Regions from separate parts of the Homo sapiens genome. Here region 1 is linked to region 2. The links are chromatin loops, found by intact Hi-C in ENCODE. Cell type or tissue: B cell. All regions are shown on one strand.

Evidence for each region. A loop is a pair of places that touch in the nucleus more often than their neighbours do. Peaks named below come from ENCODE experiments on the same cell type or tissue, not always from the same donor. Only the 100,000 strongest peaks of a DNase experiment are listed, where the experiment ranks them.
Region 1: a loop joins it to region 2, with 30 times the contacts of the local background. A loop is called at or near these places in 19 of 110 quality-filtered maps.

What each region holds. Positions count from the first base shown.
Region 1 is chr1:109,772,111-109,780,110 of GRCh38, forward strand. It overlaps LOC124904258 (a long non-coding RNA gene), which reads left to right. Exons shown (of 2, transcript XR_007066303.1): 2 at 2,962-3,318. Among named protein-coding and RNA genes, the nearest start is that of EPS8L3, 12 kb to the left of the region's middle. RefSeq lists enhancers at 1-291, 4,797-5,091. In B cell, CTCF peaks have their summits at 1,722 (motif pointing left), 4,899 (motif pointing right) and 5,112; DNase peaks (open chromatin) are centred at 1,741 and 4,911; H3K27me3 peaks cover 797 bases.
Region 2 is chr1:110,008,174-110,016,173 of GRCh38, forward strand. AHCYL1 (adenosylhomocysteinase like 1) reads left to right here. Exons shown (of 17, transcript NM_006621.7): 2 at 861-972; 3 at 3,041-3,184; 4 at 4,189-4,289; 5 at 4,724-4,826; 6 at 6,590-6,684; 7 at 7,252-7,358. Among named protein-coding and RNA genes, the nearest start is that of STRIP1, 22 kb to the right of the region's middle. RefSeq lists an enhancer at 4,271-4,320. In B cell, CTCF peaks have their summits at 3,600 (motif pointing left) and 3,799; a DNase peak (open chromatin) is centred at 3,698; H3K4me3 peaks cover 1,392 bases; H3K27ac peaks cover 4,574 bases.

The sequences.
Region 1 (8,000 bases), 240 kb before region 2:
GAGGAACCCTGCTAGGGACCAGAAGCTCATCACCTCCCCAGCAATGCGGGCCATGGAGGGGGCTCTCCATCGCACAGAGGAAGTGGTTCAGCGTCAGGAACACTGGGTGTGAATCCTATCTCTGGCTCTTAGCCATGTGGCCTTGGAACCTGAGTTCTCTGAACTTCGAGTTCATCCTTTGTCAAAAGGGATGATGATGACTGCATGGTTTATATAAGACAACTTGGTCACATGTCTGGAGCAGGGGAGGGGCTCCATAAACAGCCTCCTGAAAGTCGACCTCCCTGTAAAGACTTCCTCTGCTGCTAGCCATCCCTGTGCCACCCAGAATAGATCTGATCCCTCTGAGGCACCTCTTCCCCAGGCAGGCTTTCCCCAGCTCTTCTGCCACCCTGGATAGCAGGCTGCCCAGGCTCACTGCATCTTCATCTCTCTAGAGTAGTTTCTCAAATGCCTGGCTCCATGGGACTGCCTGGGAAGCCTGGTTAAGAATGTAAAGTTCTAGACTCTATCCATGGAGAGTCTGATTTAGGAGTTCCAGGAAGGAGCCCCAGAATCTAAATATTTATAATCTCCCAGTGGTTCTAATGGGAGCCCGTGCTCTACCCGCTTCCAGTTGGCAATGTCCTGTCTTAAGTGTCACCCAGAAGTGACCAGTGCCAGGCTGCCACCCGACCAGCTTGAACCTGAGAAGTCATCCCTCCAGCTGCCCCTGCTCTCCCCACCCAGCCTCCTGGGTGCCCCGGGGGTGTGCTGTGCCACAGCCAGGCAGTGCCACTCCAGAGACTCTTGCTCTACAGTGCTCTCCCTGAAAGTGGGCAGCAGCTGGAGCCAGGAGCCCTGGCCTCCCCAACTCTGCCCCTCAGTGGATTCTGTGCCAGGAATATTTGTCCATATAGACACCTATGCAGACAGACCAAAGGGCTCCCAGAAGGAGCTGGTGAGCTTGGCCTGTGGCTCTGCAGACCTTCCCATCAGGCTGAAGGGGTCCCGCCCTGCGAAGAACATAGGCCACCAAAGATCTTGCCCTGAGAGGCCTACCCAGAATTCCAGAACTGTCCCCAGTGGATGTAGGCAGCTGTGGAACAGTGGGTAGGGGACCGCCCCTCCACCAGTGATCTGAGATCCAGAGGCCCTCAGAGAAAATGCCGGGACTCTCCAGCCCCAGGGCAGCTGGGAGACCATGGGGAGGACGGTGACCTCTGTGATTCAAGGCAGGCATCCACTGTGTCTGGCCCTTCAGTCCTCTCAGAATGTGGCCCTCTGGACTGGACGGGGCCGAGAGAGACCCACCATCCCTCAATTCCCGACTCCCTGAGGCCATCCCTCAGACAGGGTGCTCACAGCCAGCCAAGGCAGGCCCTGTCTCAACTGGCCAGCTCTGACCATTAGAACATTCTTCCTTAGGCCAAGCTCAGACCTGCATTCCTGGAGCGTCCCTGCAATGTGCCCCTCTCTGACGGCAAGCCCTTCAGATATTTAGAGATGGTATCACGCCCTCCTGGAGCTGCCCAGAGACCATCAGAGCCAGAGCCCCTGGGTTCAAATTAAACTCTTGGAACCTCAGTTTCCTCATCTATGAAATGGAGACAACCATGGCCTCTATTTATGGAACGCACGCCCTGGCCAGGCATTGCATTAAGCATGCCACGTGCCTAGCACATAGACATTTATTAAGGCTTCCAGATCCTTGGCCAGACGAGTGGCACTGGTTCCTGGCTGTCTGCGGAGAGGTGCCGGCTCCCTCTGCTGGAAATAGTGAGTCGCAGTCAGGACGGGAGAGGACAACGTAGAACTGCACTCTGGGTGGGAGGGACCTCAGAGATGACCTGGCCCAACATGGTGTTTTACAGATGAGGAAACTGAGGCCAAGGGTGGCCGCCTCACTGGATGACCTCTTTGAAGTTTGCCTGTGTGGGTCCCAGATTGGGGCACTCTCTCCTGCCCCCCAACCATGTGCTGCAGAGAGGAGCTGGGCAGTTTGGTTCTAATGGGCTCCCTGACTTCTGAACCTCACTTTCCATTCCAGCCCACCTCATCCCTCTGGGACTACTGGGTGGAGTGTTGGGAAGGACACCGCCAGGATGCAGGCACAGGGCAGGGGCAGGGGCTCCAGCTGTGCACTTCCTTCCCCCAGCAAGCTGCAGTTCCAGGGAAGGTCCTGAGGGCAAGGCAGGAGGTCAGGAGGGTGGGGCGTCAGGAGGGCTGGGCTGTGGCATCCACCCACCCACACCATGCCTGGGAAGGACAGAGCCCACAGAGCTGGGGTCTCCCAGCCGGTGCCACTCGGGGAAGCGAAAGGGAGCTGCACAGACATCTAGGTCCAGGCTGCATTTGCTCATCCAGCTGGTAATATGACTGATGGGTAGAGAGGTCCAAAGGGACTTCCAGTGGGGACACTGGCAGACTTGGAAGATTCTGGAAACTTGTAGCTTCTCCGTGCTTGCTGTTCATGGTACTAGCTCTCTGCTAGGAGCTATGTGATGTGCTTTATGGTTATTATTTTTCTTTTCTTTTTTGAGATGGCGTCTTGCTCTGTCACCCAGGCTGGAGTGCAGTGACGTGATCACGGCTCAAGTGATCCTTCCACCTCAGCTTCCTGAGTAGTTAGGACTAGAAGGGTGTACCACCACACCCAGCTAATTTTAAACTTTTTTGTAGAGACAGGATCTTGCTATGTTGCCTAGGCTAGTCTTGAACTCCTGGCCTCAAACGATCCTCCTGCCTTGGCCTCCCAAACTGCTGGCATGACAGGCATGAGTCACTGTTCCCGGCCTCTTTTCAATAATACTACAACGTAGGTATTATTAGGTCCATTTCATGAATGGGGAAACTGAGGCTTGGAGATTTAAAGAAATGGTCAGGTATCTAGAAGAGCTGTCATGAGCCCATGTCCTCTGACGTGAATGCCTTTTCACTAACTGCATTGCCTCTCATCTGTTCTTGTCTCTGTACCCTCAGTGAATAGCCATGGAGCTCCTAAAAAGAATGGGACCTTTCACTTGACCTCCCTTCTCTCCCTTGCCTACTGCCCCTGAGCGAGTGCTTCAGCTACAGTCTGGGAGCCGAAGATGCCTGTGTTTGATGCCTCCAGCACCCTGTCTCTGCATCTTGAATCCAGCCACGTGACCATCTCTTGCCCACCTTTGGCCAATGTCCCTGAGACATTTCAAGTGCATCATGCTGCAGACTGGTGTTGCTGTCTCCACAATACCGCGCTTCCCCTGTGTCCCCATCTCAGTCTTTGGTCCCACTATCCACTTCCCACATGCAGCCATTGAGTCCTCTATTTTTCTTCCTTAAATCTCCAGAATCTGCTGACAGTTTTACTTCTCTGTTATTATTGCTTTAATTCAGACCCCCCCCCCCACAATCCTTTACCCCTTATTCCCCCACACCCTCCCGAGCCTTTCCTGCCATCTCCTTTCCAGGGGATACTCCCTTCTGAGCTCTCTCCAGCTCTGCCCAACAGAGTTTTCTAAAATTCCAATCTGCACATGTCACTCCCTGGCTTATAAATCCTTCAGTTGCTCCCATGCTTTAAAAGAAAATCATACACCTTGACTTTGCACATGGCATTTGAGCTCTGCCTCTGCTGGTTACCAGGTCTCACCCTTCTGCTGCAAACCCAGACACAAAGACAACCCAAAGCTCCCTGAAGGCACCTGCAGCACTTTGCCTCTCCACACCTTGCTGCTGCGTCGGCCTCCCTGCTTTCTTTGCTTGGCCAAAGCCTCATCTTCCCTGCCATCTCACCTCAAACATCTCTGCCTCTAGAAGGCTCCCTGGACTCCCCTCACCCCTCAGCTGGTTTGGCGGTTGTGATCTGAGATAGCACACCTCTTCTTATATCTCTGTCCAAAACCTTAATGTAAGACATTGGTGAATACCTTAATTTTCTCTTCCACTAAGTGATGTTACTTTGAGCAGGTTTTATGTCTTTTTTGTGGGATACCCACAGTCAGGCCAGTGCCTGGCACCTAATAGGTGATTGCTGAGTCAGTGAACAAGTAAACAAATGAATGAAGAAGGTAGAAAGGAAACAGAAGTTAGGAGGGCAGAAGTGGCTGGGAATGGAGACAGTGGCCTGGAAACCTCCTGGAGGAGGGGTCAGCATCCCTTGGTCACAAATTTCTCTCCTACCTGGCTGCACATTAGGGGGACTCTCCGCTCTTTCCTGCCTCTCCCTGGCAGACTAGTGACTCCTGGACACCAGTAGTGGGAAGGCAAGGGGCCTGGAGGCTGGTCAGAGACCCACACAGAGACCATCCTTTTCCCTTCCCAAGGGACGCTGCCAGCCTCTGCAAGAAGACTACCCAAAGGCTGGTGGATGGCATGGAAACATGAGTGCTGGAATGCGATCGCCTTTCCCGCCCAGCACTGATTATGCACCATCTGTGTTCTGGGGCCTGTGCTGAAACTCTGAGCTTGTGCACATTCCAATGTGATGCCATCCTTTGGCTTAGTTTCAGATGAGACTAGGGTGGGCACAAGCCACAGGTGGCAAGATTGAGCTCTAGGCAATGAGTGCCAGGGGACAAAGGTGAGGATGCCGGGGCTGCACAGTCAGCAAGGAGGTGGACTGAGTCTTGAAGCAGAGTGGAAAGGCAAGGGCATTGCTGGCAAGAGGGATGGCCTTTGTAGAGGCTGGAGGTCAGGACACACAGGGACAAAGAACAGCTGGATTACCTGGGCCTGAGGCTTTGGGATGGAGTGGTAGGAAATAAATTTGGAAAGAGTCATTGGAACCAGGTCCTGGAGGAATTTGCTAGGCCAAAGAGTTTGAACTTGAACCAGAAAGATGAACTGTGAGGCTGGGGTGGATCCCATGGGGCCAGCCAGGTAGCCCTTGGCTGCTTCTTCCCTGCCTTTCCAGTTAAGGAGCCATTCCCTGCAATGGCCAGCAGGGGGCAGAACAAGCTCACGTTCCCTTAGCCCAGGCCTTCCTGTCAGGGCTCAGTGTCCAGGGAGAGACCTGGGGTGGGTGTCCCTTGGAGAGTGGGGAGGAGCACCAGGCACAGAGGAAACAGGCCAGCTGTGCATAGATGGGGGACCCGGGGAGGCTGGCTAGTCTGTGGCCATTGAAGCTGCGTGGTCTGGTGACCCGACCTGGACAGCCCTGGGGTGAGCATCCACCCTTCCTGGGCCTAGGCTCCCTGGCACTAGCACAGCTTTCCAACTGTGCCCCCTTGTCTTTGCTTTCCCCAGCTTCTCCTTCCCAGTAGAAGAACCCTCGTTCCCATGAGGTGTCTGAATTGGGCCTCCCGGCTCCCCAGCTCCTTTAGAATCAAACCAAATCTAGGAATGTGGCTAAAGAGAGTCTCTTTCCTCTGCTCAGTCCCTTCCCTGGAGAGGATGAGGGAAGGTTTTCGGGCTGATGACAAGGTATGCATGTGGGTGTTTGACTAGCATTATTCAGCAGCTTCTGTGCTAAGGACAGGGACATGAAGACAGAAGTGCATTAGGCCAAGGCACCATTACACTCAGGGTCCCCAGCCCGCAGAGTAAACAACTCCGTGACTCAGCTGGCAATGGCTGGAAGGTGCTATGAACACAGTGCCGTGGACGCCCCGAAGAGGAGAGAACACCCCTGCACAGTGAGGACTGCAGAAGCTTTGACGAAGCTGCTACTGGATCTAGGCCTTGAAACATGGGTAGGATTTTACCAGATGGGGAAGAAGAAGGGGCATCTCCATTCAGGAACCAGCATGAGCAAAGGCACAGGAGTGGGGCTGTGTTTAGACAATATCAATGAACGGATACAGTTCTATATGCTTTTCCATGACCACTTGTTATATGACAAACATTGTGCTATGATATTTATATTATTTCCAATTTTCAAATCAACCCTTAAGGTGCTATGATCCCCTCTTTACAGATAAAGCATCTGAGGGTCAGAGAAATGGCATGAGAGCCCCGGTAAGGAGCATAGGAGCTGAAATGCTAGTCCCGGTCCCTGTGACTCCACTCTGCCTCCGTAAGATGGAAGTTAAGGAGTGTGCATGGCAGGGGTGGATGGGAAGGGCTGATGGTGCCACAAAGACCAGCAAAGTCCTTCTCTCCCAGGGGACGCTACCCTTGGCCCCAGCATCTCTGGCCAGACTGTAAGATCTTCTGGTCAGAAACCTTTTCTCAAACAGCTATTTGCCTTTTCACTTTTCCTTTTCCTTTTAGGAAGCAGTTCTTGTGCAAATTTCATTCTTGCGGGTCATAGATTTTGTCTGGGCCTGGGTCGCAGACAGAGAAGGAGGGGCCCTGAAATAGGGTGAAAGGAGGAGGGCCTGGGCCAGATCCCCAGGGGGCATCAACCTGCCCTTGCAAGCCTTGTGCTGGTATTTAAAGGTTGGCTTCCGGCCAGGTGCAATGGCTTACACCTATAATCCCAGCATTTTGGGAGGCTGAGGCAGGAGGATTGTTTGAGGTCAAGAGTTTGAGACCAGCCTGGGCAACAAAGTGAGACCCTGTATCTACAAAAAGAAAAAAAATTAGCCGGACATGGTGGCGCATGCTTGTAGTCCCAGCTACTCAGGAGGGTGAGGTGGGAGGATTGCTTGAGCCCAGGAGTTTGAGGCTGCAGTGAGCTGTGATCATGCCACTGCACTCCAGCCTGGGGGACAGCAAAAGACCCTGTCTCTAAAACAAATACATAAATAAAAACAAAGTTTGGCTTCTTTTCCCAGTCTCCATTTGTCTCCTCTGTCTGGGTGGGATGGAGTAGCTGAGAGGGCAGACCTCCTGCCACGAACGGACCTCTTCCAGATGGAAGAGAGGCCTGCTCCTCCAGGGCTCCCCTCCTCTGAACCACCTCCCTTCCTGGTCTCAGTAAAGCCATTCCCACATCTTCCAGTGGTCCCTGCGTTAGTCTGTTCAGGCTGCTATAGCGAAATAGCATAGACTGGGAAGTATACAAACAACAGAAATTTGTTTCTCACAGTTCTGGAGGCTGGGAGGTCCAAAATGAAGGTACCTGTAGATCTGGAGTCTGGTGGGGGCTTACTGTCTAATTCATAGAAGGCACCTTCTCACTGTGTCCTCACATGGTAGAAGGGCAACACAGCTCTCTGGCATCTCTTTTATAAGGGCACTAATCCATTTTATCAGAGCACTTACTCACCTCACAAAGGTCCCATCCCTAATACCATCGCCTTGGGGTTAAGGTTTTTTTTTTTTTTTTTTGAGACGGAGTCTTGCTGTGTCTCCCAGGCTGGAGTGCAGTGGTGTGATCTCAGCTCACTGCAAGCTCCGCCTCACGGGTTCCCGCCATTCTCCTGCCTCAGCCTCCCGAGTAGCTGGGACTACAGGTGCCCGCCACCACACCCGGCTAATAGAGACGGGGTTTCACCGTGTTAGCCAGGATGGGGGGTTAAGGTTTTAACATATGAATTTTGGGGAGACACAAACATTCAGACCATAGCCTTCTGCCCTGGCCCACCAAAATTTATGTCCTTCTCACATGAAAAGTATATTGATTTCATTTCAATAGTCCCAAATGTCTTACTCATTCTAGCATCAACTTTAAAGTTTAAATCCAAAGTCTCATGTAACTATCAAATAAAACAGATATAAGTGAGACTCAAGGTATTTGTCTCCAGCTATGAACCTGTGAAATCAAGCAAGTTATGTGCACTCAAAATACAATGGGGGAGATGGGTGGAGGATAGACATTCCCATTCCGAAAGGGAGCAATAGGAAGGAAAGAAGGGATACCAGGTCCCAACCAAATCCAAAACCCAACAGGGCAAACAACATGAAATCTCAAGGCTGGAGAATACTCTCTGGCTGATGCTCTGCCCTCTGGACACTGGGGTAGGGGTTGGGCCCTCAGAGCTCCAGGTGGCCCTGCCCCCATAGCTTTGCTGGGCACTGCCTATGTTCCATCTCTCACAGGTTGTAGTTGGGTGCCTGTGGCTCTCTCAGGCTGGAATTGCACGCTGGTGGGTCTATGGTCTGGGATCTTGGTGTTGGCCCACCCCCATGGCTCTATTAGGTATTGCCCTGTT
Region 2 (8,000 bases):
ACCAAGCCCAGCTAATTTTTGTATTTTTAGTAGAGACGGGGCTTCACCGTCTTGGCCAGGCTGGTCTCCATCTCCTGACCTCGTGATCTACCCAAAGTGTTGGGATTACAGGCGTGAGCCACTGTACCTGGCCCATTTAAGGAAGTTTTTAATACAAAGTTTACCAAGTCATTATTTTCTCCTTCCTTCAGATTAGTCCTAATGAGTTAGAATTTACTATAGTGTATGTGGGTTTTTAATTTTCTTTTTATCATTATATTCTGGTATTTTAAATTTTTAATAGGATAGGAGGTTCTAGAGATATTACATTGGCTTTGTGAAGTATAGACATATGGTTGGGCTCTGAGTATTGGCACCCTAATGCCCATCACCATTTCTAGGCATCTCTTCATAATTCTTTCAGAAAGCAAGACCATTTGCCAACTTTAGGAATGTGCTACAAGGGAATATTCTGAAACAAAAACCAAAAAACCCCAGTAGCACTATGAGATTCTGTTTTCTGAAAGATTTGGGAAGAAGGGTAAAGAGTTTAATCTGTCAGGGTTATAAGAGGGGAAAAAAACTTGATGGAATGTGAGAAAGATTTATAAAATTGAACATATACTAAACGAAATTGGTTCTTAACCTTAGCCCCTCCTCCCAAATCCTGCAGAAACAATTGGGAAGAGACAGTGATTGACGTGTTGGGAGAAGTCAGAGAGTAGCCTCGGCCTTCCCCCATTTCTGGTGGGAAAGTTGCTGGCTTAGTAGGAACCATGTGATTACATGGCTTTTAGGGAAAGACAATGTATCCTTAAAAAAAAAAACATTTCATGGATTTTCCTTATAAGTTTTCAACTTTTTGTCTTCCTTTTGTATAGCAAATCCAGTTTGCTGATGACATGCAGGAGTTCACCAAATTCCCCACCAAAACTGGCCGAAGATCTTTGTCTCGCTCGATCTCACAGTCCTCCACTGACAGCTACAGTTCAGGTAGGTGTGAATGAACTCCATGTCCTCTCTAATCTCTCTTCCCTGTTTGCTACCAGTGCTCTTCACTTAGCAATCTGAAAATACCTCATGTTATGACTGCCCACCTTTGTGCTGAAAACTGTTAGTGGCTGGGCAGTGGGAATGTTCTGCAGCCAAGCTAGTAGCTGGGGAAGCTTTTGTCGACTCGAGACTTTCTTCCCCCTGGCTGTCTGTGTGTGTGGTCTGTGGCCAGTGCCCAGTTGGTAGGACTGGGCTAGTTCCCATTCCCACATTGATCCGCCCATTTCAAAAGGAAGAAATCAATGCTATTTTGGCTGACAGAATTGGACTTAAAAAAGAAGTGCATTTTGAAGCACGATTTCTTTGTGTAAAATATACCCTGTCACCTATCTCTTTCTTTCTTGTCTCCAAGACTGCTTAGATTGTAACAATAAAATTAGTATTTTGGCTTCTCTTATTTATTAGGTTATTCTTTCTGTTGGAATATCCTCCCCTGTTAGACTCTGGAGCAGGAAAGATTCAGACTACTGTAATGTAACTCCAGCTCTGTTTCTTTTTAGTTCTCTCCTCCTGTCTTAACTCTCTGTAAATAAAGTCTTTTTCTGTTTTGTATTGTGTCTTTCCCAACTATAGAGCATGTATTAGAAAATTAGCATGGAAAAGAATATAGAATCTTGGCAGATGAATACAGGAGAAAACATTAGGGACATCTAATGGGGCATCCAATACAACCTTGTCATTGTTTAACTGAAGACTCATTGTTAAAAGATTAAGAGGTTACAGATTGCTATTAATGTCAGCAGAGATATTTGTACCAAAAGCCATTCATTGTCCTTTGCCAGAATACCTTTTGCATTGTATTATCAACATTAAGGATTAACATAAATGAAAAGCTGTTATATATGATCCTGGAGTGACAGATAAAAAGTGGTGTGTGACAAGCAGGCTAACTGTAGCCAAGAAAGAAGAAAAATTAATTGTGAAAAATTGAGTTATGAGAGGAAGAACGATAAAACGACTGAAGAAGGCTTTTAAAAAGTCTTCAAAGATCTTGACGGCCATGTTACAGAAATGTATTAGAGCCTTTTAAAAAGCTTAGTGATATGGTTAAAATGTCATAGTGGGGAAGATAATCTTTAGTAGTATTTGTGTTAGCTGGACAGGAGGAGGACCTGTACATAGAAGTCAGTCAGTGAGAGAGTCCAGGTATACTAGCAGAAACCGTGATGAGGAAAGTACTCAATTCAGAGAGGAAAGAAGTGATTTGAGAGGTAAGGAATGATTGTTGTATATCCTCTTGCATATCTGTCAGATAAGTGGTATTTTTAGCTTTTATGTGAAACCACTTTTTAAAGTTGATCATTTTGACAGACTTTCCCAGGGCTATCAGTAGAACCAGAGCTGTTTGCCTTTTGTGCCATTTCTTTCTTTCTCTATTCCTTGAGCACAACTTAGTGTAAAATCCCTTGTAAGACTATCTTATCACTTTTGTCTATATCCATGGTTCTCAAAGTGTGATCCTCTGACTAGCAGCATCAGCAACACCTGGTAACTTGTTGGAACTACTAATGCTTAGGTGCCACTCCATACCTGCCAGATGGGAAACTGGCCACAGGGTCTAGCAATATATGTTTTAACAAACCTTCCATGTGATCCTGATAGATGCTTGAATTTGAGAACCAGTGATCTATAGAAATAGCATTCCTTATCTGCCCTAAATTATTCTTCTGTTTTTGCCAGGTCTGGTTCCAATCCAGATGGGACCAAGTACCTCTATTATCTGGGATTACTATAGCTGCAGGTTTATAATCAGTGGTCCCTTGTCATAGGCACTAATAGCACAGTATTGTTAGGGTGGGTGAAAGAGCTGCAACATGGAAGTACCCACAACAGTTTCATTCATACCACCTATTAGAACCTAGAGGAGCAGAACTGAGAGCGTTGTAAAAGGTAGCTCCAATTAAGGGTGTTCCCTTAACTTAAATGAAAGTCCCTTGGGGACTGCACTCTGTAGAGTTGGGGACCACTGAGGTTTTTCTATCCTTGTTTTTTTCTTTCCTGGCTCTAGCTGCATCCTACACAGATAGCTCTGATGATGAGGTTTCTCCCCGAGAGAAGCAGCAAACCAACTCCAAGGGCAGCAGCAATTTCTGTGTGAAGAACATCAAGCAGGCAGAATTTGGACGCCGGGAGATTGAGATTGCAGAGCAAGGTAAAGAAAGGGAGTGGGTTAGGGGACCAGAAACAACCCTCTTGTTGGCCATCAGAATCCACAAACAACTTAAGACTTGAAAGCTGACTTGAAAGTGTACTGGGAAGAAAGACAGTATTATGGACTTTCGGATAAACACTTCTCTCTCTATGGAACTTAAGTCTTGGGATTTTGTTCTCTCTTCCTTCTGTTCTCAGCATGTGGTGATTACACACAGAGTAGTTTCTGTTTTCCTCCTTGCCCCACCCCACCACTGTATTCAAAGATCTACATGGCAGAATTGACAAGTCCTAGATCACTACGTGGTAGTTGGTTATATGGGATCTTACTATAGCTGCCAATGGCAGAGACCCAGATTGCCCAGAAGCAGCTGATGAGGAAGGGTTTTAAGGTAAGGATGTGGTGACCTAGAGTCTTGTTTGGTCCTGAGCACCCTCTGCTGGAGCAGAGTAAAAGTGACTGACAGTTAAATCTTGGTTTCTCTACCCCAGCCACTCCCAGTAAGGTCCTCTTTACTCTTGTGTTGTTTACACATTGAAGGCATGTTCTATACTGAGAGAGAATAGAGAAACCAAACAGACTGACAGGACATGGTAAGACAGCATAGAAAAACAGAAGTTAGTGGTTTCGGCTGAGGGTACAGTCTTTCTGGTCTGATGATTATATATAGGAATCTATTAGCCAATGCCTTAACTATTTTCCTCTCTTCCCAAATGAATGATGAGACTCACCCTTCATTTTGATCAGTTTTAAGGATTTACTTCATTCTCTGTTCAGTCCTCTGTGTATAAAGCTGAAGCAGTAGAGGAAGAGAGAAACTCCAAGTGGTTGCATGACTGCTCTCCACTATTACTGTGCCGTTGAAGCTGCCAGTCGTCATGGAAATAGGCTTAAAGTTTTTCTGCCTCATCTCACCATATCTCAACAGATCCAGACCAGCCCTGGGGCAGGAACTGATGATACTGCTAGTGCAGACCTAGCTCAAATCCTCTGTTCTTTCACAGACATGTCTGCTCTGATTTCACTCAGGAAACGTGCTCAGGGGGAGAAGCCCTTGGCTGGTGCTAAAATAGTGGGCTGTACACACATCACAGCCCAGACAGCGGTGAGTTTGTTGGAAGAAAAGAGGGACTTCTGATAAGGGGAAGAAAGAAATCAATTTTTTTTTTTTCACTTTTCCTTTCCTAACTCGCCAACCTCCAAATGCTAACTATTAATAGGATCTCCCTGTTACACAATAATGGGGTTTTCTGGGTTTTTTTTTAATATGTAAACCCACTTTCAGCAAACTTGACCTAGGAAAGTCTAGATTTGCAAACATATGATTGTTATAAAATGTTATAAAGACTTTTAGAAACCTATGTTTTATGCAAAGTTAAATACCAGTGCACCACCTCGCTGGAGTACACCCTTTTGTAACTTTCCAGTGTAGCACCTGTTGGTGCAGAGTTGATAGGTATTGCTATCTTGATGAGGCTTGCTCTCCATTCCTGGGTGGCCCTTCTCTTCCTCACCCTGTCTTCCTACACTTCTACACAGGTGTTGATTGAGACACTCTGTGCCCTGGGGGCTCAGTGCCGCTGGTCTGCTTGTAACATCTACTCAACTCAGAATGAAGTAGCTGCAGCACTGGCTGAGGCTGGTAAGTTCGGTTTTTTCCCACCAACTTTGCCCCAAAATAGTTATCCAAACATATAACTTTTTTGTATCAAAATTGTCATTACAATATCATATATGTCTAGAGGCTATAAAATTGTGCATGATAAAAACCTCAACAGGAAGAAAGTGGATAATAAAATTAAGATGGATATCCATGGTGGAATATTATGTAGTCATTAAAAATGGCCTTTGAAAATAATCTAATGGCATGGGGTCATGCCCAGTTCTAGTGTTAGTTGAACGAGGAAGAATGTTAAACTATATAAGTGCCATCAATTTTGTGAGAGAGCACAAGTAAGAAGTACCTTTCATATTGATAGTGCATTAAATAATTTGGTATTCAGTATGGCATTGAAAATATATGAGCTATTTGTGAGTTTAATTAAACGTAAAATAATTTTTTATTATTCAGGCCAGGCCTGGTGGCCCACGCCTATAATCCCAGCACTTTGGGAGGCCGAGGCGGGCAGATCACTTGAGGCCAAGAGTTCAAGAACGGTCTGGCCAACATGGTGAAACCCCACCTCTACTAAAAATACAAAAGTTAGCCGGGAGTGGTGGTGTGCGCCTGTAATCTCAGCTACTCAGGAGGCTGAGGTAGGAGAACCACTTGAACCTGGGAGGCAGAGGCTGCAGTGAGCCGAGATCATGCCACTGCACTGCAGCCTGGGCGACAGAGTGAAACTCCATCTCAAAAATTAATAACAATAATAATAATTTTTATTATTCAAATATTCAGAAGAAAATCACCGTGAAGTTTCTTTGAGGACCTCTCATCTTTCTTTCTTTTTTTTTTTTTCTTAAGATGGAGTCTTACTCTGTTGCCCAGGCTGGAGTGCAATGGCGCAGTCTCGGCTCACTGCAACCCCTGCCTCCTGGGTTCAAGTGATTCTCATGCCTCAGCCTCCTGAGTAGCTGGGATTGCAGTGGCATGCCACCACACCCAGCTAATTTTTGTATTTTTAGTAGAGATGGGGTTTCACCATGTTGGCCAGGCTGGTCTCGAACTCCTGACCTCAAGTGATCTGCCTGCCTTGGCCTCCCAAAGTGCTGGGATTACAGGCGTGAGACACCACACCCAGCCGGACCTCTCATCTTTTTAAGATCCTCAGAAAGCAACTTTATAATACTTTTGGGTTTTTTTGTTTATTCTTTTCTGATAAGTGTTCACTGCAAAAAATTTAGGAAGTTCCCCAAAACCCTACAATCCCACTACATAGAGTATTTGATTAATGTTTTTCCTTTTCCTTTCTTCTACTTTACATAAATTCTAATATGTATACAGTTTTATAACCTAAATACAATATTTTCAGACGTAGTTTTCCATGTCACTGAAAACTTTGACAGCATCATTTGTAATAGTCATTCATATGGCTATGTGATTTCACCTCACTATTTTCCTAATGGAGAACATTTAGGTTGTTTCAAGATGTTTACTAATATCAATAATGCTCCAGTTAACAACTTTTATTAATTCCCACTTCATTTTATCTCCTTCTAAGTATAAAATTAGTCCAGAGAAAGGAACACTTTAAGGTTCCAAACTACTTTTAAAGCAAAAATTCCTTAATTTCTTAACCTAATTAATTTCTGAACCAAAAGTGATTCTTTGACTTTTGGCTCTGAATTTTTTCCCTTCTGAAATTGTTTCTTTTGCCTTTTTCTCTTCACATGGATCTCAGAAAGTGATTTGGTACAGGACACTCCTCAAAGGAGGAATCAGCTGATTCATTTCTGTCTCTACAGGAGTTGCAGTGTTCGCTTGGAAGGGCGAGTCAGAAGATGACTTCTGGTGGTGTATTGACCGCTGTGTGAACATGGATGGGTGGCAGGCCAACATGGTAATAATGCATATACATCCTACACTTTGACAATAGATTTATTTCCTTTTTTTCCCTCAAAGCATGGTTCCCTAAATATGTTTTGGATGTTTGGTCTTATGCACTGACTTTGTTGCTAAAGTGTTTAGCTTGATACCTATTCAGAATGGGTCTGAGTACTGAATGGAAAGGTGGGGGAAGGGTAAGACTAGCTGAACACATGGCTCAAACACACCAGAACAAAATAGTGGTGCTTCTTTGGAGTAGGATTCTGCTTTCTTTCCTTCCTGCCCCAGTTCTCCTTTTGCATTCAAAGGGGCTATATATTTCAAGACTCTAGACTAAAAATGAGTCTGTGATTAGCTTAATACTCATCACTGTAGCCTAAAGCAAACCTAGGAATCCTTTTAACCATTTTACACCAACAAATTTGACTGTATTTCCACTCTCTAAGCCTGCTCTAGGGAGCTCTGAGGAGTACTCTTCCAAAACATACAGGGCTCTCTTACTAGTACAGAAAGTGGGTTCAAAGTTCCCCCCAGCCCTAGCAGCCTGAATGCCCATAGAAGTCTTCTGGCTGTTCTATAGATCCTGGATGATGGGGGAGACTTAACCCACTGGGTTTATAAGAAGTATCCAAACGTGTTTAAGAAGATCCGAGGCATTGTGGAAGAGAGCGTGACTGGTGTTCACAGGTAACAGATTCTGGAGTAGCTGCCCCTTGTGTCCTTGCCTCAGCAAACTCTCCTGGTCTCTGTTAGGCTTTAGGACTGTGTTTCAGACTTATAACTAAATGGGAATATCTTCATTAGATAAAATTTTGAGTTTTTACTTTTGAAAAATCAAGTTGATCCTAGAAGGAAGTTATTTCAGGTTCTAGTTCATACATTTTTCTCTCCCATTTACTCCATTGAGTGATTCTCAACTAGTGTTGAGGGGCGGGTAGGGAATAAATGTATCTTGAAAAACTGTATTCAATATTGTATTATCATTTTATATTTGAAATATGAAAAACAATCCTATTGTAAAACTACATGTTATACACACTACAAAAAGTAAAACTGGGCAAAATATTCTTGGCTTGTTGGAATACTGAAAAGATATCTGAAAGAGTGTTTCTTGGGGGCACATTGCGCATGCTTACTCACACACACACGGAACCATATCAGAATCATTGATAGTCTTTGTTTATCAGAAGTAGGCATGGGTTTCTATTGAAAAATGCTGATCAAAGGAAATAACACTCCCTATAAAGGGAAGAGAAGTACATTTCTTCAATTGAAAGGCTTTTTTTTTTCTTCCAAAAAAGGGGTAAAGGGAGAAGAAAATGAAAAGAA